Regions from separate parts of the Homo sapiens genome. Here region 2 is linked to region 1. The links are chromatin contacts, found by Hi-C or POLR2A ChIA-PET in ENCODE. All regions are on one chromosome and are shown on one strand. Each heading gives the region's core, a stretch centred on a gene start or an enhancer-like site at or near the end of the contact. The rest is flanking DNA. Distances are from core to core; before and after follow the strand shown. Region 1 has its middle 120 kb from the start of LINC02344. Region 2 has its middle 160 kb from the start of LINC02344.

Region 1 (6,438 bases), core at 1,188-3,687:
TTTAGGATCATAACTTTTTTGTTTAGATATACAAGACATAATGGTTGCACAAGAGGCAGAAGTAGTGGACATCATGTAGAGAATCAGGGGAGGTTTACAGATAGTAATATTTAAGATGGCTGTTGAAGAATATGCTCATTGGGAAAACACAGGGAGAGGGGAATTCCAGGGAGAGGAAACAACATGTACAAAAGAGAGGAGCAGAAGAAAGCATGGCCGTTTGGGGAAATGCAGGTGAAGTTTGTTTTTTGTTTTTGTATGTTTTTTAAAAGAGACAGGGTCTTGCTCTGTCCCCCAGGCTGGAGTGCAGTGGTGCAATCATGTCTCACTGCAGTGTAGACCTCCTGTGCTCGAGGAATCCTTCCACCTCTGCCTCCTGAGTAGCTGAGACCTCAGGCACATGCCACCAGGCCTGGCTAATTTTTTATTTTTTGTAGATGGGGTCTCACTATGTTGCCTAGGCCAGTTTTGAACTCCTGGGCTCAAGCAATCCTTCCACCTCTATCTCCTAAAGTGCTGAAATTATAGGTATGAGCCCCCATGCCTGGCTGAAATGCAGGTATTTTGGAATTCCTGAAATGTCAGTTATAGAAAAGAGTGGAAAGTGATAGGGTTTAAGAGACAGACGTGGGCTAGATAATAAAATACTTTACTATGTTAATGAGTTGAGAACAATTTCTGTGGTGATGAGGACTCTAAAAATGTAAGTTTTATAATCTAGAAGCAACATGAGGGATGGACTGGGGGTGGAAAGGAAGAGATCGGACACAAGTCAGGGGATTGTTGCCATAAACTATGACTAGGTGAAACATAGGGCCCGGACTAGAGTATGTATACAGAAAGGGTGTCTTGGATGGTTTTCAGGTTTTGGCTGAGCACCTGGTTCATGTTGACAAAGGGAGTAACAGGGGAGGTGTACAGGGGTTTGGATCATGAGAAAAGGAGTTTTACTTTTATACACATTGAGTTTGAAGTGACTATGAGACACTCAGTTGGGTCTGCATAGAGAAGCCGGAGCTCAGGAATGTGGAATATCAATGATGTTTTAGCTGTAAAAGACGCTGAGATTGTTTAAGGAAAGTGTGGTTATACCGAGAATAAGAGAGGTAAAGGCAAAAATCTTGGCATGATAGCATTTGTGAAGTTGAAGTAAGATTGAAGAAGAGCAGCCAGAGAAGAAAGTGATATGGTATATAACAAAAAAGGGAAGACTTTAATCAGCAGGAATAGGTTAATAGAAAAGGACTGAAAATTGATACCTCTGAAGTCACTAAAAGTTGGTAATTATGAAGTGACCTTGGCAAGAGCCAGAAGACAGAAATTAGAATAAAATAAATTAAGGAATAAGTGGGAAATAATTTACTTCAAGAAACTCAATCAGAAAGATTGAAGGAAGCAAAAATGCTGGCCTTAGGAGGTACCTTGATGAAGGGCTTTTGTAATTTAGAGGAGATCAGGAGATCTCAGTATGTTCAGGGCCTAAGGAGAAGGAGCTAGTCAAGAACACAGGTGCAAATACAAGGGAACAGGATTTCTGGAATGGACCCAGGGGCACGAGGTCTGCTGGAGAAGGAGATGAGGAGGGTGTGGATAATGACAGTCTGGCCATGGTGGGCAGCCAATAGTTGCGGGGCACACATGGGAGGAACTCTCAGTTCTCTGGGGTATGAAGGCCAGATAAGGAAGGGCTGGAGCTGGAGCTGGGGGCAGTTGTGGGGGTGGGTGTCAGGGGAAACCTATTTTCCATCTGAGAGGCAACACAGTGTTTTCCTCTGCCGCACTGTTGTAGTACTCAGACTAGAGCTTCATGCTTAAATACTGCCTCCAACTAGTCCCTAGTTATTTCACAAACCTGTCTTCTGTCCTCATGCAAATGTGAGTACTAGAAATTAATATTTCTCCTTCTCTATTTTCCTTAAGACATTATTGTATATTAGAAAGACTTGAGTTTCTGAATTAGATTCATTGGGTTTGAGTCTTGAATCCAACTCTTACTAGTTATATGCGCTTAGGCAACTCTTCTCCATTGTCTGAAATTTAGATTCCTTACATATAAAATGGAGGTAGTAATATAGACCTCATAAAAATGTAAAGATTAAGCTAAAAACTTGTGTACCATCTCTCATCCATAACATGGAGGCCTAGACTGGGCACCTGATATGCTAAATCTATGCATAATAAACAAATGAGTAACCTGGAACAGCGATGTATATCAACATGAAAATGTCTTTTCTTCAACTATTATATTCAGTTTCATTTCTAACTTTAAAATATATTGCCTGACATTAAAGAAACTATGGGAAAGGGTCATTCTATTACATTCCAATTTTGTCCTTCAGTAATCACAGCTGCCACCTCACTTTTAGGTGTGCATAGCAAGAAATCCAAATCAAGAGCTTGGGTTGGGTATTACCATGTGGCAGGCCTCCTTGGGCAACATCCCACTGGGTTTGAGTATTTCATAGGCATATTTGCCTTGGCCTTTAGTCTTGTTTTCATAGCTCAATAGTGCCAGCTTTCAAGATTATACAAGATTGTAGTGACACATTTTATTTAATGCTTCATTTTCTTTATAAGAGTAGTTTTTGGCTAAAAACCAAACAAACAAAAACAACAACAAAACATGCTATGCTTCATAAGCCTCATGCCTCTTGGTCCCTGGCTTGTTCAGCTGAATATACGCCAATAGAGAATAACTGGGTCACCAAGTTCTGGACACATCGCCCTGGAAAATGTCAGATGTTGGATGGTCTATTCCTTTCTCTGGCACCAGCTCAAGTAACTTCATGAATAAATCCTAAGTGCTTTAAGAAATAAAAATGACTCTTAAGAACATGTTTTCTTTCAAGTATAGAGAAAACACTGGTGATGTTGGCTTTTCTTTTTTAGCATCCTTTTTCATTTTGAATTTGAAAGCCACAGAAAAGCCAGTTGTTTAAGGAAATCCCAATAAGAGATGAAGTATATGAGATAGTAATAATAACATAGAGCCACTCTTTTATCTGTGTAAATGGAAGTCTAGGCCTTTAAAACTATTATTGACCAAAACATAGTTTAACAACATTTTTAGACAAAACACATTGCTGCATGCTACCATTTTAAAAAGAAGATAAAAACATTCTCCAAACATGAAAAATGTTTTTAAAAAAGAGTGTGTAACAGGGAGGATTTGGGGCCCTGCTAATTCAGCATTTGAAAAGAATGGTCTGAGTTGTTGCTTCTCTATTCTTGCAACTTCTGCACAAAGGTGCTGATGAGTAGTGAAGAGATAAAAGGTACATAGCAGAAAGAAAAGGCTTAAAAAGTAAAACTGATAGTTCGTGATGTGAGACCCACAAGCTAAACAGACAGTCCTTGAATAATGGAAAGATGATTTTTGTGTGTGTGTGTTTACTTAATGTCTCATCTCCTAACAACTCAAAGGGCTTTCTACTTGTGGAGGCTATGAGAATGCACTGTTCAGATATTTTGCTACAGGGTGCTTCTGCCTCTGTCAATCCGTCATCCTCCTGATGTGAAGAACACACTTCCTGCAGGCTGCTCCTGCCCAGTGAATGAACTTGGCAGGAGGACTGATACAGACTGTTTCCAGTGAGAGGTGGGACACTTCCTATAGGTGGGTTTGGCTCTGGGAATCTCCACTGATCAGGCTAAGCTTTCTTGGAACTGCACTGTGGTCTGAAAACCCTCCTTCTCTCCCTCCTTCCATGAGTGTCAGGCATCCATTGCAGTCTGGAGGCTCTTCCCAACTTTCCTTTCTACCTTCCCTAAGAAATCTCTTGCACATCTAATCCTATCTTCGTATCTACTCTTGGAAGACATGAACTAACATATTCATCCACTATTTTAGTTTTGCTTTATCACCATAGGCAGTTACTTATAGACAGAAAAATTGAGGCAAAAAAAGATTTAATAAATTGCCAAAGGAGATACGATAACTCAGTGGCCTGTCTGAGCTCTTTCTTACGACCTGAGGCTTCTGATTCCCTATAATCTTTCATTTAACAGATATTTATTGAATGACTATTATGTGGTTGGCTCTAGAGCTTATCCTAAGAATATAGAGCTCCTGTTGAAAAGTTCTATGCAAGAGAGTGGCATGCTTAGATTTGTGATATAATCAGATCATTTTGCTAAAAGTAGAAAACGAATGAAGGGGAGCAAGGCCAGATTAGAGGAGGCCAGTGTGGAAGCTGTTGCAGACATTCAGAGAAGAGATGATGGCAGCATGTGTGAGAGTAGAAGAGGCAAGGAAATGTTTAATAAGGAAAATTGAGAAGATTGGTGACTCAGTAGATACTTACTCTGCACCAGGCCCTGGCCTACACTCTGGGAAGGCAGAGAATAAAAGACATATTCCCAACTGTCCAGAAGGATTTGGCTGGCTTTTGTTCAAAGATATGTAAGTAAAGGAACTTTTAATTCACCCCAGTTGCTTAAAGCCCAGGAACATAATGGAAAACAGGAGGGAAAAAGTCTCCAACAACAATAAAACCAGAATATGGCCATAAGCCTAAACCACAGACTGTGACACACAGAAGCCATTTATGGTGGAAAGGTCTGCCAACAGGAGGATGCTGAGAGCAGACACAAGCCTCAGACTCTGAACAGGATGCAACCATCTCCAAAAGTAAGTGTCACGATAGTGGAAAGTCTATCCATTATCCTTTGACCAGGAAAACCAGTACTAAGAGAATTTGAGAGAGGCAGGGAGTCCCCTTATGTATAGTTCTCTAACACAAAAGGAAGTCAGGGGAGGTGGGGCTAAGACAGGCTGATGCCCCATATTACCTTTTACACCCAGAAGTGAAGCCAGGCTGAAGGACAGAAGGGAATAATCAAGTATCAGATCTTGAGACAAAGCCTTGTGATTTACCGGGCTTTAGTTTGAATCAAACTGCCTTCTAGAACAAGAGTTACAACAAGAGCCTGCCAGCTAAATCTGGCTCATTGCTTATTTTTGTTCTGTTGTGAGCTGGGAATGATTTTTACATTTTAAATAGTTAAAAAAAAATAAAAAGCGGCCAGGCACGGTGGCTCACGCCTGTAATCCCAGTACTGTGGGAGGCTGAGGTGGGTGGATCACAAGGTCAGATTGAGATCATTGTGGTCAACATGGAAAAACTCCGTCTCTACTAAAAAAACAACAACAACAACAACAAAAATTAGCCGGGCATGGTGGCGTGCATCTGTAGTCCCAGCTACTCGGGAGGCTGAGGCAGGGGAATCACTTGAACCTGGGAGGCAGAGGTTGCAGTGAGCCAAGATCGCACCACGGCACTCCAGCCTGGAGACAGAGCAAGACTCCGTCTCAACAAAATAAATAAATTAAATAAATAAATACATAAATAAATAAATAACAACGAATAATATTTCATGACAAGAAAGTCATATGATATCCAAATTTCAATGTCCATGAATAAAGTTTTATTGGAACACAGCCATGAGCATTTGTTTATATATTGTCTATGGCTGCTTTCAAGCTATATATGTATCAGTGTGCTAGGGCTGCCATACAAATATCACAGACTGGGTGGCTTAAACGACAGAATTTTCTTTTCTTTTCTTTTCTTTCTTTGAGATGGAGTCTCACTCTGTTGTCCAGGCTGGATAGCAATGGCATGATCTCGGCTTACTGCAACCTCTGTCTCCCGGGTTCAAGCAATTCTCCTGCCTCAGCCTCCCAAGTAGCTAGGATTACAGGCGTGAGCCACCATGCCCAGCTAATTTTTGTATTTTTAGTAGAGATGGAGTTTCACCATGTTGGCCAGGCTGGTCTCGAACTCCTGGCCTCAAGAGATCTGCCCCCCTCAGCCTCCCAAAGTGCTGGGATTACAGGTGTGAGCCACCACACCTGGCCAGAAATTAATTTTCTTACATTTCTGGAGGCTAGGAAGTCCAAGGTATCAGCAGTGTTGTTTTCTCCTCAGGCCTCTTTCCTTGGCTGGCAGATGACCACCTTTTTGCTGTGTCCTCACATGGCCTTTTCTCCTTGTAAGTTTTCATTCCTGTGTCCTTCTCTTTTTCTAAGGACATCAGTCCATATGGCACAGCCCTTATGAATGGGATCGGTGCCTTTGTAAAAGACACACCAGAAAGCTACCTTGTCCCTTCCACTATGTGGGAATACAGGGACAAGGTGCCATCTATGAACCAGAAAGCAGGCACTGAATTTGCTGTACCTTGATCTTGGACTTCCCAGCCTCCAGAATTGTGAGAATGGACTAAGATGAGGGAAACAATTCCATTTGTAACAGGCTACAATGACACAGTTGAGTAGTTGAAGCAGAAACTGTAAGGTTCTCAAAGCCTAAAACATTTACTATCTGGCTCTCCACCAAAGAAATTTGCCAATGATGTCCAAAAGTGAGAGAAGACTTGCCCCCAGGGCAAAGGAACTAAAAGATTTGGTGACAGAGTGTTTGTGACAAGAAAACA
Region 2 (6,438 bases), core at 1,316-3,815, 38 kb after region 1:
TCCGCTAGCACGATTCCGGAGCTGCATCCAGAGGGCCACCTTAGAGGTCTACCATGCCTCAGCTCAAGAGTCCCCTCATCCAGGTGTGCTTCTCCTCGGTGCTTTATTTCTTAATTAATTGCACCTTCATCAACTCTACCCTTCCGATTTAGAAGCCTCAGTATTATCTTTGATTTGTATTTCTGTGTCAATCACAAATAAAATCAACAATCAAACCCAATTACTTCTGTCTACAACATCTTATTTCCAATATCTGGCTCTTTCCTCCTCAAAAATCTTCAATGGATCCCAATTGCCCCTCGAGAATAGAATGAAGATTTTTAAGAATGAGATCAAAATATTACTAGGCAATGATCTTCCTTTTGGGCATGAATACTCATTATCTTCATGAATTCTATGCTTTTTCTTCTACCAGACATTTCCTGATCATACAAACACTTTCAAGCTTTTGAATCTTGGCACATGAAATTGCCCTAAGCTGGAATATCCTTTCTTCTCTCCAACTACTGGAATCCTATCTATCTTTCAAGTTCAAATACCAACTTCTCTCTGTAGCCTTCTTTGATATTCACAGAATTCATCCCTCTTTATGCTGTGATCATATATGATTTTGTGTTAACACATTTAAAGCATTTAAGTCATGCTTATTAACACATTTTCTTTACCTGAATTTCAGACTCATATTTAATTCCCCAACAATCATCTCCACTGGGTTAACCCTCAAGTCCCTCAGATTCATTACACTCAAGTTGAACACACCCTGCTGACTGGACTTGGTCTTCCTGCAGTGTGCTTTCTGCTGGGAGTCACCCTTCATTCTTCCATCTCTTTCTAATTTCACACCCTGCCTAAATGATTCTAGCTTCTAAATATCTTTCTAAGGTATTCACATCTCTTCCCCCACTATTAATAAACTAGTTCATACCAGCATATTTTATTATTAGTTTTCTTCCTCTGGTCAATGATTAATCAATTGATTAGAATTGCTAATAAAAAAAGATCAACTCTCAGTTCAGGAAAATAAATATCAAGTTATATAATCTATATGTAGTCATATAGCCTTTATAGTTTTCTGCCTTCTCTTTTAACTTCCATAGGGCAACTCACTATAGTAAAGCCTTTTGTGTTATTAAGTTATCTCTTGGTAAACCAAGTTAAAAATTAATTTAGTGGTCCAGTATTCAGATATTTTTCTATTTAGTTATAATAAAAGCTAAGAAGCCATCATATTATTCTTCATTTTCTTTCTCTGACCAATGTCTAATACATGACTTAGAGAAATTAAATGTTACTTTTATGTGGGTCAAGTCCAATCAACTAATAAAAAACAGGATATAGACATCTGAAAACAATGTACCTATTAAAATTTCCTTTTATACTTTCTTTTCAAAGTGTTTAAATTAGAGTTTAATGGAAAGTATGAAGTAATTTACTTATCCAGCTTCTACGGCCAAAATGGAATGTGCTAATTTTATTAATCTGAACAATGGTGGCTTGCATTTGAAAAGCTCAAGAAACAGCGACGCACCATGGGGCTAATCACTTCAAGTTTTCTTTTCTTTATCTCTGCCCATTTTGCAAGTTCTCATTATTTGCATGAAGACTCTCAGAGAATTACCAGACCAGAAATGTAACCCATTGTATTCTTTCTTCTAAAAGGGGTAGAAATCATTTTTGAGATCATTTTCAAAATTGGAACATTGCTGAAAGGAAAAAAATCAAATGGATCGATAACCTTGAGCTTAAGGAAAAACTGTATGTTAAGCAAGCAATGGTTGTGACATAAAGTAATAATATTACTCATTAAGTAAATTTTTTTTAAACTTTCACATAAGTTTAAATAACCACTAACAGAATTTTATCTGATACAATTATAAATGGAATTAATGACAATAGTTTACAACCTGATTTCAAAAATTTGTTTTTTTATGTGTTTTAAGGAATTCCACATGCTTATTTTGCGCTGGGGAATTAATTTGAAATAGCAAATTGAAGGATGCTAGTAGGTATGTACTATACTGATATGGACAGGAGACAGGGAAATACTGGGTAGAAGAAGGCAGTTCCCCGGCAAAGGCCCCACCCTCAAGCCTGGATACTCATGGCCCTAAATGAGAACAAATATTCCTGTTTTCGCGCTCCTCTTTGGTCCGCCACATCCCCTATCCTGCACCCACATAAACCCCAAATCCCAAGCTCCAGAGCAGACCAGCAGGTGAGGACACAGGAGGCAAGCAGACCGACAGTGGAACAACGCGGCAGAGAGAAAGAAGAGTAGGGGCATCTGGATGCTGAGAGGAGTTTGGCTGGGGGTGGTGCAAGAGGAGTTTTGCCTCCGGCCGCTGGGTGGCCCAACTCCAGGGGAAGATACCTTCCCACTCCATCCCCCAGCCCCCGCCCTTCCAGCTTCCCATCCACCACACTGAAAGCCACCTCTACCACTCAATAAAACCTCACATTCATCCTTCCAGTCCGTGTGTGACCCAATTTTTCCGGGACACTGGACAAGAGCTCGGGATACAGGAAGCTGTCACACTGGCCCTCTGCCCTTGCGAAAAGGCAGAAGGTCCACTGAGCTGATTAACACTCAAGCCGTCTGCGGGTGGCCAAGCTGAAAGAGCTTTGTAACACTGAGGTTGCAGGCACCCACCATTAGACATTACCATGGGGCCAGAGCCCAAAGTGCTCGCCCTGGCCTCTGCACCTGCCCATCTGCATGCTCCTCCTCTCACAAGGGGTCTGAGCAGTGGGCAACCGAACAAGGGAGCCATACCCCTGTCTCATATCCTGTAAAGGGAGTCAGGGAAGTCTCCCGTTTCAATACTATGTGGCCATGTGACTTGCTTATGACATGCTAGAGAATGTGCCAGTGGTAGATGGGCAGGCTGTTTGTAATGAAAATTAAAATGCAAGTTCTGTGCTGAACTGAACTGTTGAAAGGATAACAGACCTTGGAAAAATGCCAGGTAGAAAACGGAAAACATTTCTCCATGGTATTTCTGGTACGTGGCACCACAGTAGACACTCAACAAATATTTTTGAATAAATGAATGTGAGGGCTGAGTTAGCTTAGGAGACATTAATATAAAATTGAAAACATTGATGATTTGATTGTCTAAGATCAGAGCAGTCCCTTAAGAAAAGAAATCCCAAATCATGTATTAGGAGAGAACGTGTTCTAATCTGGAAAATTTCAAGATTATTGTTTTGTTCATTTCTTTGTTTTTTTCTTTTTAAAATCCAATGAAAGGATTTAGCAAAAATTCCTAAGAGTCTATATGGTACATTTCATCAGTGATCTGTGAGACCTTGGGGGTTGAAAAGAAAGTACAAGAACTTAGCCTCACTCTGTTGTAGACTTTATAAAATACAATCAAGGATCTCTGTCTAAAACCACTTCTCATAAAAAAATGGTTTATAAACTTTATTTGCACATTACAACCTTAGAGATAAATAATAAAATGGAAATCTAGAGTCCAGCCTAATCTGTTTCTCCATTAAACCTCACACAATGTGATGAGGAGCTGTAGAGTTCTGAGGAATAAGGTTTGAAACCTGTTGTCCCAGAGGATTCTTCTGAGGAACCTAAATGCAAGAACCTCTGGTAGTGAAATGATGACAATTGAATGTTTTCACTCGCGTCCATGTGAAGAGACCACCAAACAGGCTTTATGTGAGCAATAAAGCTTTTTAATCACCTGGGTGCAGGCGGGCTGAGTCCGAAAAGAGAGTCAGGAAGGGAGACAGGGGTGGGGCCGTTTTATAGGATTTGGGTAGGTAAAGGAAAATTAGTCAAAGGGGGTTGTTCTTTGGCGGGCAGGGGTGGGGGTCACAAGGTGCTCAGTAAGGGAGCTTTTGAGCCAGGATGAGGCAGGAGAAGGAATTTCACAAGGTAATGTCATCAGTTAAGGCAGGAACAGGCCATTTTCACTTCCTTTGTGATTCTTCAGTTACTTCAGGCCATCTGGATGTATATGTGCAGGTCACAGGGGATATGATGGCTTAGCTTGGGCTCAGAGGCCTGACAGATATTGTAATAATACAGTTATCATTTACTGAATGTCTACCAGATCTAGGTACTTCCCAGAGCTTATTTCATTGATTCTGAGTTAAGTATTATGTCAGAGGCGTGTGAACCAGAGCAACTCCATCTTGAATAGGGGCTGGATAAAATGAGGTTGAAACCTACTGGGTTGAATTCCCAGATGGTTAAGGCATTCTAAGTCACAGAATGAGATAGGAAGTCAGCACAAGATATAGGTCATAAAGACTTTGCTGATAAAACAGGTTGCAGTAAAGAAGCCAAACAAAACCTACCAAAACCAAGATGGCAATAAGAGTCATCTCTGGTCATCCTCACTGCTACACTTCCATCAGGGCCATGACATTTTACAGATGCCATGACAACGTCAGGAAGTGACTCTATATGATCTAAAAAGGGGAAGTATGAATAATCCACCCCTTGTTTAGCATATAATCAAGAAATAACCATAAAAATGGGCAACCAGCAGCCCTTGGGGCTGCTCTGTCTATGGACTAGCCATTCTTTTATTTCTTCGCTTTCCTAATAAGCTTGCTTTCACTTTACTCTGGACTCACCCTGAATTCTTTCTTGTGCGAGATCCAGGAACTCTCTCTTGGGGTCTGGATCAGGACCCCTTTCCAGTAACAATTATGTCTCTTTTTAACGAGAAAGCTGAGTTTCATGGAGGTTAAACTGCCAAAGTCACTCAAATGCTAAGTGCACTTTTGACTATTCAACTGCTTCAAATATGACACAACAAAAGAACAGGCATCTCTTACTGCATAGATTTTCTGAAGTATCCTCCTTCTGTCGAACAAGGTTCTGTGGTGCTGGGAGATGTACGGACTTCCAAGCAGGTTAAATTTTCCAGAGGGAATCAGCAATGTGTGTGATTAGGGGTGGAACAGCTAAAAAGTTTGCCATGATCACCTGACTTTTAGGAACCATAAACCCATTATCACAACAGAGCCTCCTTGCGGAACCAAGGCTCAGACACTCACACAACCCCTACTTTAGATTCAGGGATCTTGTCTGGGGCCTGATTTATCACACTCAACTATCCCAACCCCTCCAAAGTCCCAGAATGAACACAGAAGTGATCTCACGTGATCAGTAAAGCTGCTTACGCATTTGTCCAAACCGGTAGAACTATGCAACACAGTGAACACTAATGTAAACAATGGCTTTACTTCATAATAATGTATCATACTGATTCGTCAATCATAGCAAATGCAGATAATAGGGCATACTAACATCTAAATAATAGGGAGTATTAGTAATAAGTAATAAATAATACAGAATATTAACACCTAAAGAAAGATGTTAATAAGAGAGAAAACTGTGGGGGTGCGCAGTATTTGGGAATGCTGTACTTTCTGCTTAATTTTTCTGTAAACATAAAATTGCTCTAAAAATTAAAGTTTATTAGTTTTTTAAAAAGTAGCTATTTTCTGGATCAACTGTATAAAACAATGCATATCCAAAAGAAGACAAATATTGAAGTTAAGAAAATTCAAATCTAGGATTTACTCAGCCTCTAACTAACTCTTCAGCCCCACACTTAAACTTGTACATTCACAGAAAGTGGCCAGTTGTTGGCTGCACCCAAGGTCAAAGGTAGGTCTGAGTGGAACACAGCTATGAAAAAAATCCACAGGTTGGTGCCAGGTTAATGACATTTCTGATGAGACCGTAAACGACTTGGTGCGGGTTTCTCATCAGACAGAGTAGTAAACCCAAAAAGGCAAAACCACTTTGGGAACCCTGTGTTCATCAAGATACCTGATTACCCAGAGTTAGCTGCTCACTTCCAAGTTTCCTTTGAAACTGGGACAGAAAGCGCTCCAATTCTTTCTGAACTCCAGGTCTAGTGTAGAAGCAGAGCAGATGCTTCCTTCCCATTTGACTTGAATGCCACCTTCTCAGTGCAACATTCACCAAACAACCACTTTAGAACTGCAAACCTTCACTCCGGCCACCCAGTATCCCCTTTCTGATGTTATTTCAACTCCACCCCCACCCGGGGCACTTATTGCCATTAATAAGCACACTACACATTTTACTTACTTTGTTTATTGTTTCCTCACCTGACTAGTCTAAATTCCAGGAGAGCCGTGATTTTATTATTGTGTCCTCAGCCCCTAAATGCAGTACCTTGCATTTAGCATGCTTCCCATAAATATTTGTTGATTCGAATGAATAAACCACCACTTGCAAGACGAAATGGGCGTGAAAAGGAATTATAATCAGAACAATCAGAGTTTAAGGCTCTCCTGCTCTACCTCCCCCACCTTTCTGCATGGGCTTTCCCGGCTTATTTTTGACACACTGCATTTGGTCGTTGTCTACTACCAGTGAGAAGATTGCTGAAGATAGAACAGTGGTCAACAGGATTGACTGTTAAGATTATAGTC

What was found. Hi-C counts contacts between places; a loop is a spot of excess contacts on that map. ChIA-PET counts read pairs that join two places held with the same protein, here RNA polymerase II (POLR2A). Pooled maps may share reads with other maps.
Region 2: a map of posterior cingulate gyrus shows a loop between it and region 1 (18-fold over the local background). The contact joins two enhancer-like sites. A Hi-C loop is called at or near these places in 4 of 168 maps with a recorded cell type or tissue (Calu3, astrocyte of the cerebellum, endothelial cell of hepatic sinusoid and 1 more) and 1 of 50 pooled maps. POLR2A ChIA-PET finds 5 or more read pairs at or near these places in 2 of 52 experiments (H1 and activated T-cell).

The regions. Positions count from the first base shown.
Region 1 is chr13:33,450,630-33,457,067 of GRCh38, forward strand. It overlaps a transcript of STARD13 not described here. Among named protein-coding and RNA genes, the nearest start is that of LINC02344, 120 kb to the left of the region's middle. Within about 2 kb of position 2,438, at least 5 of the 41 ENCODE cell types and tissues checked have a DNase peak (open chromatin) inside an H3K27ac peak, as active enhancers do.
Region 2 is chr13:33,488,231-33,494,668 of GRCh38, forward strand. It overlaps a transcript of STARD13 not described here. Among named protein-coding and RNA genes, the nearest start is that of LINC02344, 160 kb to the left of the region's middle. RefSeq lists an enhancer at 1,254-1,830. Within about 2 kb of position 2,566, at least 6 of the 41 ENCODE cell types and tissues checked have a DNase peak (open chromatin) inside an H3K27ac peak, as active enhancers do.